Linked DNA regions of Homo sapiens: region 2 is linked to region 1. Evidence: read pairs that join two places in POLR2A ChIA-PET (ENCODE). Cell type or tissue: Panc1. All regions are shown on one strand. Region 1 overlaps ARID5B (AT-rich interaction domain 5B). Region 2 overlaps TMEM26-AS1 (TMEM26 antisense RNA 1).

What was found. Peaks named below come from ENCODE experiments on the same cell type or tissue, not always from the same donor. Only the 100,000 strongest peaks of a DNase experiment are listed, where the experiment ranks them.
Region 2: POLR2A ChIA-PET joins it to region 1 with 6 read pairs; 1 of 35 experiments calls an interaction of 5 or more read pairs at or near these places.

The regions. Positions count from the first base shown.
Region 1 is chr10:61,968,492-61,973,491 of GRCh38, reverse strand. All of the region lies in intron 3 of ARID5B (AT-rich interaction domain 5B), which reads right to left. Among named protein-coding and RNA genes, the nearest start is that of ARID5B, 69 kb to the right of the region's middle. In Panc1, no CTCF peak of the experiment used is centred here; a DNase peak (open chromatin) is centred at 2,829; H3K27ac peaks cover 3,253 bases.
Region 2 is chr10:61,458,874-61,463,873 of GRCh38, reverse strand. All of the region lies in intron 1 of TMEM26-AS1 (TMEM26 antisense RNA 1), which reads right to left. Among named protein-coding and RNA genes, the nearest start is that of TMEM26, 8.0 kb to the right of the region's middle. In Panc1, no CTCF peak of the experiment used is centred here; no DNase peak of the experiment used is centred here; H3K27ac peaks cover 1,580 bases.

The sequences.
Region 1 (5,000 bases):
CAATTTATCCTTGTTTATCAAAAAAGCCACAAATAGTGGAATGAATGTTTCCAGTTCTGAGTGATTTCATAATGAACTCCCCAGAGCCCTGGAGCCCCTGATATCAGCATTGTGACATCATCAGGATAAATGCTCATTGGCTACAAAACCTTTTGGGTTAACCCTTTCACAGAGGGTCTCAGCCCATCACTTTGCTAGTTTTCTAATGAGGTTCCTCTATTCCCCTGTAAGAGCAGAGACTGGAAAAGAACGTCACCACCCTTTTTCCCCTCCCCCGCCACATACAAACAGCATAGACCCAGAACATTCTAAAGGGCACTGGGTATGTCTCTTCAACTGGAAGCCTTGATACAAATATAGGCCCTCAGAGGCTCATTGTGGATGGTTCTCATAGGTAGAGGAGGGAATGATCAGGAGCTCTCTTAGTGTTGGGTTGTCTTTCCTCATCATAGTCTGAGAGCTGGAGATAGAATTCTGGATATAGAAACATGTTCTGCACAGAAAGTACAAGTCTGTCCAAGATTGGCTATATCTAAGTTTGCCCAACTTCTCATGAAACTTGATAATAAATTTGTTCATTTCACACTGGCTGTAGCAAATGCAATCATTGAGGGATTTTCAATATACACAAGATCCTAATTCTACCGAAAATGTTTTTTACAGTTTGACCAGCACCTAGGAAAAGTCTGAGAATTCTGCTTTGAACTTTGATCTGACAAGCTCCACTTCTAGGAGTTTATCCTAAAGAAATAATAATATGACTTCAGGGATGTCTCTGAGAGCACTGTTTATTATATACAAAAGCTGGAGGAAAAAACCCAAAGTCCAGCAATAGGGGGATAGTCAGATAAGCTATGGCACTTCCATAATAGAATACAGTGGAGTTCATCACTAAAAATGATGCTACAGATGAATATTTACTGTGTGAAAGAGCATATTAAGTGTTTTTGAAAGCATGATACAGGCCGGGAGTGGTGGCTCATGGCTGTAATCCCAGCACTTTGGGAGGCCGAGGCAGGTGGATCACCTGAGGTCAGGAGTTTGAGACCAGCCTGGCCAACATGGTGAAACCCCATCTCTACTAAAAATACAAAAAATTAGCCGGATGTGGTGGTGGGCACCTGCAATCCCAGCTACTCAGGAGGCTGAGGCAGGAGAATCCCTTGAACCTGGGAGGCGGAGGTTGCAGTGAGCTGAGATGGCACCACTGCACTCCAGCCTGGATTACAAGAGCGAAACTCTGTCTCAAAAAAAAAAAAAAAAAAAGCATGATATAAGACTAGAGATACAGTATAATGTTAAAAATTAATATCCAACATATAAGCAGATAAAAAATATAGAATAACAGGCAAATATCAACACTAGTTATCTCAGTATGGTGGTATTCTGGATAATTTTTTTCTTTCTGTTTCTTTGTATTGTCTTATGATAAACATGGATTGTTTTTATTATAACAAAATAAGCACAATTAAAAGAGATTATGAAAAACGTGGACATAGAGAAAGAAAATAACCTCATATAAGTTCTTCAGCGTTGGATGGCTCAAATACTTGCTCATGCCTTTTTGAAATAAATATACCAAACTTTCATGTTTTTGTAACTCTGATAAATCCCCCTCAACACAACGAGCAAGAAGATGACAATCCAATATATATTCAATTAAAAATAATGATAAAATAGCTGCACCAAGTTAGGAAAAAATTCAATTTAGGTTTACATGCCACTGACATCTTTTTTTCCTGCTAGTATCTTCACACAAAACATTTAAAAATTTAATATATTAGTGTGGTACCTTTGTTAAAACTGGCGAAACAATATTGATGCATTATTATAATAATGACTACAGTTTACATGAAGGTTCATTTTCTGTATTGTGCAGTTCTACAGGCTTCGCCAAATGCAAAATGTCATGTATCCACCATGGCAATATCTAATAGAGTACTTTCACTGCCAATCTGTTTCCTTAACTGAGATCGAAAATTTCCATCGGATAACACATACTGACTTTGCATTATTAGAATAGACACAAACATATCAACAACCCTCAGCATAGTCAAGGAACAAAGACAGCTACAGAGTTTCAGCAAAATTAAACAATCATTTTTTTGGTGCCAGTTCAAAGGGTGGCTGTGAAAAAAGTTAAAACTTTGGGATCAGCTAGTCCTTTTCTCTGAAACATAAGGAGGGGAGGAGGACTGACTTAAATTTCTTTCTTCTCCACTCTAAATCCAGAATTACTATTCAATTACAAGACAGAATGTCAAGATATAATAAACTGAACTGAAAAAGGGAAAAGAAAACATGCACTTTTTTTCCTACAAATGAGGTTCAGAGCTTTTGCCCATTAAAGTAAACCAAATATGTTTCTCTCAAAAATTCCAGCCAAAAGGCAGGATGCCAAATACACTTAACAGATAAATCACTGTTTCAGGGTCTCTATTTTACTCTTTTTCCCTTTTCTTTCTTTTTTATTCTCTTTCTTTTGTTTTATACACACATACACACACACACACACACACTTTAAAAGCAAACTAATACCCCTCCTCCTTTTCTCAATCTACTTACAGAAAAATAAACCAAAGGAAACAATTACTTTTGTTGAGGAATCCATTGTTTAGGGGGAAAGTCACATAAAAATAAGTTCTACCTTCTTCATCAGAGATTAGTATTTCATATCTTGGGATCAAGCTATTGTCCTGCTCACTATGTATAACTTATTTTAGTTAATTTATCACTAAGGTCATTGTAAACTAGGAAGGAGTTTGTAAACAAAAATGAATCACAGGTTTCATTTTTGTATCCTTTTCAAACTGGAAGACCTAACAGTTTCCTGTTCCAACATACAAAATAGCATTGCTTCTATCAACCTCCTCGGCGCTCTTGCCAGCAGTTTCCATTTAATTAAACTGACAGCAAAACAGGGCCTTCGCTAATGGGATCCAGACCATTTTTCCTTCAATGTAAATTCTCAGGCATGAAATTACATCTGAAACAGACACAATAATCCTTCTATATCTTCTACATACATTTAATCTACAATAAGAATTCTTTTGTCTATGTTACAGTGTATTTTAGATTTTAGTCAACCTTGTTTTAACTGGAATTCTCCAGTGTTACCCAACTGGAATTCACCTTCGTGTTCCTCCAGTGCCCTGGCTATATCTACCCATAGATTATGGTCAAAGACCATATGCCAAAGGCTAATGTCCACAGCAGGGAAAAACAATTATACAATGAACGAATTATGTTTCTGTTCGCATTCTTGTTCTCAAAGTCAATTTATTTAAGTAAGAGCTTTTTCATCACTTGTTGACTCTAAATAAAAGCTATTGGCATTTATAAGTATGTCTGATTTTCATATTGTAGGTTATGTTTTCAAGTATTTCAATATGGCTAATCAAGGCAGAATATATTGATTAAATGCATCTTGGAGACCTGATCATATCAACATAATGAATGGATTGGCTAACTATTTTTCTTTATTTGGATGTTAAGTCACTTTTCTCGTACTGGCAAGCCATAACATATGCTAAAAACTTGACTCTTTCTAGTGTTTTAAGTGTAATTATATTTTTTAAATCCCTTTAATTGATGTTGGAGAGAGTGAGTTTTGTCAGGTAATTTAGTACGGAAATCAAGACTCTTAGGGCAAAAAACAAATCCAAAAGAATCAAAAGGCTATTTCTAAACACAATTAAAGCACCTAGTAGACTGAGTGAGGAAAATGCCAATTTATTCTGATTGTGAGACAATAGAATATGAAGATTCTTGAGTGAAAATTGGTTGGGTAAAGTGTCACTAAAAAACGAAGCCTCTTTCACACTCATGGCAGGTCTAGAGATCAGCGGCACAGGTATAAGAGAATGTCAATGACTTGAAAATGCTAAGCCGAAGGGTCAAGAAGGCTGATTTGGTAAACTCAACTCAGTCCTCCTCAGCACCTTCACAAAATGCCAGGTCCCTTGGTATGGCTGGTATGGTCTGTCCAGCTGTCGAGCAAAGACCTGTCTATTTCAATGAAGGAAGGGAATTTTGTTGTAGACACTTATTACCATGACTCTGAAAAAAAAAAGGATAACAGTGTGCATAATGCATATTATAGGTTCAATTCCTTTTCCATATGCAGAAGGCTACTATCCTGTTTGACCACCTCACAAAACTGGGAATTTTTGGTTGTAAGTGAATTAAATAAGATATTCCTATGAGGAACCTGATGAAACAAACTGCTAGCAAATAAGCATTTTAGGACTTGCTGAAAATCGTATCTTCCAATATGAGAAGTAATGCCATTGTTCTCTTGGAAAATACAAAACAAAGCACTTTATTTGGGGGGGAGGGTATTGCAGAGCAGCTAAGGAACTCTTTTCAGAATATCCTGACAGTCTCTTTGAAAATGAAACATTTCATTTATACAGCAGAAGACAGTTGTGGCAAGATTAGAAATCATTTTGAATCTCCCAGGCAATCAAAATACAGTCTTTTCATGTGGATGGAAGGCCTCTTGTTTTACAGAAAATGCTAAATAAACAATTCTATGGGCAGAAATGTGAAAGCAATTTATTATTGTTCTATTCACTTTGGTTAAAACTTTAGAAACCATATGGAGCCTATAAATAGAAGCTTTTCTTTGTCTTTGGGATTGTTGAAAGCAGTTTCTCTTAGGTCCTGGGCAAAAAGCAGGAATTATCACTCTTTCTCTATCAAGGAGTAATACGCTGATTCAGACAATGCCTAAAAGATGGATTCCTAAAACACACTGTATATGAGAAGAACAGCAAACCTATCCACATATTTTGAAAAATCAAGGGCACTGTATCATAAATGGACTTGTGCTGTGGGGTTCTTCTGTTTTAGACATGGGTAGTTTAGTAACATATGACAATATATTAGATTACCAAAAAGAGCACGGAACTGTACCAGTAATGGTGCCTTAGAAATAGGATACCTTGAAAGGGTTCATTTTTAGACTTTGGAAAAGAAATGCAAATTCTGCAGGGATT
Region 2 (5,000 bases), 510 kb after region 1:
CTGGGGATGGTTTTTTTCAATTTCTGCTCAAATTACATAGAAGAAACCAGAGTTCTCTGATTAAGTAAGCAGAAGGTTTTATATTTCCCTTTGTCACTGAGTCATAAAAAGAAACAAAACAAAACACATTCAGCTCAATCGAAATCTAACCAATCGCATAGCTTTATTAAACATAGTATCAACAGAAAGAAAATATGTAGTCTTTGCCCAGAAAGGATGGATGCCAAGAACAGAGTAATTTTTTGGCTTTGTCTTTGATATCTGTAAATTTTATTCTTTGTGCAAGTCACTACGTTCCTGAATAGCTGTTGATATTAAACATTGGGGGAAACTTACAAATGGACAGTGAAATCCATTAGGGATTACCAGATGTTAACTAGTCACACTCCACAAGGGCCCTACTCACATCTGTTTTTGACCTCCAGGGTGCATAAAATACTTTCTTTTCTCTTCTATTATTCTATCTCCTTATTTTTCTGGCCAAGTGTATATTGGATGCAAAACTTGTTCAGACCAAAACTTGGCATGTGAACTCTTGATTTGGCTGCAGTTAGGTTACCACCAATTTGCAAAATAAAGTATGAATAATAATCCACGCTGTAAGAGTGCAAAGTAAAATAAATCTTTACTTTACCATCTTATCTGGGAATGTTAATCAATCTGGCATGTAAGTCAACCTTAATTTCTGTGTAAAAGTTCCAGATGTAGTTATGATTCTATTTTATAAATATAACCAACATGTTCGCTATCATGAGAACTAAAGACTCCATAGATCTCAAGAATGACCCTTTCCTTATAAATATAATCCAAGCCTAGGGGCATGGAATTCAAGTGGGTTTGCTTGATAACTTTGCCTCTATACAGTCTCTTCGCAGCTCTTTGCTCCTGTCCCTTACTCACTTCAACTTCTTTCCCCCTCCTTATTTTCTGCCAGGTATGTGCCTCCTCCTTACTTGCAGGAATTAGATTAGCTATTTGGGGAGCAATAGCTCCAAATAGCTATTTGGCCGAAAAGGGAATTGTCTTTTGTGTCTGCAGTGGTGATTGGGGATGTTAACCTCCATCATTGTGTCTGCAGTGGTGATTGGGGATGTTAACCTCCATCATTTTTGTCTTTCAATGTAGGCATAAATATTAGACATCTGAATATTTCAAACTTGATACATTATGAAAGACTGTAGTCACACTCAAACCTCACTGATGCTCTGTCTACCTGGCACCAGGATGTCATTAGCCATCTGTCCACTGTGTGCAGGCCTTGCACAGACTTGCAAGACTATCTAGAGCCTTTAGCCACAGTGAAAGCTGGGGGAAGAAAACCATTGGCTCTCATTTATTAGGTACTCACTCGCTATGGTACAGGCACATTACCTTCTTTGGTGCCACAGTAGCATGTTAGGTAGTGCTCTTACAAAGGAGAAAAGGGAAGCATAAAAGGTTTAGGTTCTTTCCTGTAGGGACATAGTGCTGACAGCCTGATGCTAAGGCCTGTGCCCTCACCTTGTGCTGCTACTCTCCCTGCCATATTAGAGAGGAGCTTTTTCAACCATTCCTCCCATTTTGCAATTTTTGGTCACCAAACAAAATGCATTGCCATGGTATCTCCTTTCTTTGGCATGTTTTTTTTTAAATGTTTTTATTTCAATAGCTTTGGGGGTACAAGTAGTTTTTGGTTACTTGGATAGATTGTATCCTGTTGAAATCTGAGATTTTAGTGCACCTGTCACCTGAGTAGAGTACATTATACCCAATATGTAGTTTCTTTATCCCTTGACTCCCCTCCACTCCCCTCTTTGAGTCTCCATAGACCATTATATCACCCTGTATGCCTTTGCATACCCACAGCTTAGCTCTCACTTATAAGTGAGAACATACAGTATTTAATTTTCCATTTCTGAGTTATTTCACTTAGAATAGTGGCCTCCAGCTCCATCCAAGTTGCTGCAAAAGATATCACTTTGTTCTTTTTATGGCTAAGTAGTATTCCATGGTGTATACATACCACATTTACTTTATCCATTCATTGGTCAGTGGGCACTTAGATTGGTTCCATATCTTTGCAGTTGTGAATTGTTCCTTGTCATGCTTTTATCTCTTACTGCTTTGCAATTCTGCACTTCAACATCTGTACCTCCACCATCCCAGGATGTATTCTCTTGGCACCCAGTTGAGCTCCTACCATTTTGTAGGTGTCATCCTCTTTTGAAGTTGATGCCATCTTCTTTAATAGCCTATGACTCTCTTAACCTTCCAGTCATCTCCTTTTATTCACTCAGATGCTTGGCACATGAATTAGGATCCTTTTCTACCAAATTTACTTTTAAGAGATTTTACCTTCCCTGGTCATTCCAGAGACATCCAATTTCTTGCTGCCTCTATTTTCTTCTAGTCAGTTGACTTCCTCCATTTTCTTTTTTGTTCTACTCCTCCTAGACTTTACAGCTGATCTCACAAAAGTTGATATTAACATCCTTGGTTCCTTTAGATCTTCATACTCTGTTGACCTTGCCCAAGAAAACTGAATCCTAGATGAATGCCACAGTCCACTTTCTCTATATGTGGACAACTGAAAGTTGCTAGAGGAAATTGCATATCCCTATATGATGCTATTAATACAAGCTTAGAATTATTCATTAGCCTTTTATTTACCTTTTCTTAGATTCTACTCTTTATCTTCAAAGACAAGCTCAAGTCCTCACCACTCTCCTCCAGTTCCCCAACCAATGCCCACACTTCACTATCAGCACATGGTCTCCTATCCTATTACTATGATGGCTGAGATCATCAGGCCTGACCTATATCATTTTTCTGTCTCACTTTAGTCATTCTCTTATCTAAACCCTCACCCTTCCTTCCTCCCTGCAATCTTGGAGGACAAGACATCCCTTCTCCTGCCTGGAATCCCTTCCCCCTTTCCTTCCATTTGGTGAACTCTCTCCTCATCTTTTAAGGTATGGCAAGTTGTCATCCTTCCTAGAAGGGTTATTTAAGGCCAGTCCCATAATTGGGTTAGGTGACTCCTTGAAGCTTTACACACACATACACACACACACACACTCTCTCTCTCTCATATTTGAAGCTTTTCTGGCAGACACACACACACACTCATTTTTTTCTAGTATTTTGGGTATAATAAAAATATCTCTTATTTCACATTCTTAAAGCTGCTAAGAATGAAATAGACTGTGACTTTGGAAAGGTCACCTGCCCCTTCTGGGCCTCAGTTTGTAAAGTGAGAAGATTGGACTAGATAAGCTCTGTGGACCTCTTAGAACTGAGATAATGATTTTTATTGATGACAACAATCATAGAACAGACTATTTTCATGGAAGGCAGCAGAAAGGTAATTGATTACGGTACTTGAAAAGTATTCTTAAAATGTCACATAATTCCTTTATCTGACATTTCTGAAGTCTATTTTTAAATGTATAATCTGCTTTGAAATAAAATTAAAGAACCAAATAAAATGTTATATTTACCTATCAACTTTTAAAAAATAAACCTTTAAATTTTATAATAGTTAGATTTGCATGAAATATTTGCAAAAATAGTACAGAGTTCCTACGTACTCTTCATTTATTTTCTTATTAACATCTTACATTATCACATAACTTTTGTCACAAATACGGAACCAACATTGGTATATTATTACCAACTAAACTCTTGGCCTTATTCGGATTTCATTATTTTTTGTTACTAATTTCCTTCTCATGTTCCAGAATCCCATTCAAGAGACCACATTACATTGAGTCATCATGTCTCCTCAGTTTCCTCTGGTCTTTGAGAGTTTCTCAGTCTTTGCTTGTTTTCCATGGCTTTGACGGTTTTGAGGAGTATTGGTAGGTTATTCTGAAAAATGTCCCTCAATTTGTCTTTGTGTAATGTTTTGTGAGATTTTTGGAGGAAGATCACAGAGGTAAAGTGCCATTTTCATAACCTCATACAAAAGGAGCATGCTATCAACATGACTTATCACTGATGATATTAACCTTGACCTCAATGTACAAAGCATTTTCATAATCATTACCTCATGTGATTCTTTAAATGATCATGAAATGGACAAGATTGGCATCCTTAGGTCCATTATACAAAGGGGGATTTTGAGGCTGGGATGGAATTAAGGTGTTGGGACTGCCACCCCACTGGTTCCTTTATAGCACCTGACCACCTCTTCTAAATTATACATAAACGAAGCAATATCTTACAATGCTTTCCATGTCAACTCACTCTAGAGCTGCTGTGGCTAGGAATGTTCATGATTTAGTGATTCATGTTATCTTCATCCTGTAACTGTAACCTTAGTCTTATTTGAACAAATTTAGATCATCACAGAAGATGATCAAATGTTTCTACTGATCAGTGTTCTCCCTTCTTTGTGATGGAGTGAGGCGTTGAGCTCACACAAATGACATTTACTAGCCCCATCATTTACAAGCAGCTGGCCTTAGAATACTCAGCTATGGTCCCAGCTGGGGAATTATACCTTTCTGTTTTGGGTGTTGTTTACCCAATCCTCACTTATATCTTTATTTATTTATTCAACAAATATTTACTGAGTACCTGCTTTATTCCAGACATTTTTCTGAGCACTTTTGAAGTATCAGTTAATTTAATCTTAATAATAGACATGAAGGTCTATCATTATTTGTTTTTATAAATGAGAACCAAAATTCAAAGAAATTAAGTAACTTTCCAACTGTCACATAAGAAGTGGAGCCAACTCTTGAAGAAGGTGGCTTAATCAAGATCCTCCACCTGCACTTTAGATTCCTATTCCTTGTTAGCTGTTGAAGTGTCTGAAAACTGATCACTACCACTGACTTTTATTAGTTTCTAAAGATGAATAATTATGATAGTTATTACTAGCATAATAAAGTTCTATTTTCCTTCCTGTTATATTATAATGTGAAATAATTACAATTCCTTTTCCTGTTTAATACACACATTTTGAACAGTAAAGCAACCTGTGAGTTTTCTGTTTCAAATTGGGAACTGAGAAT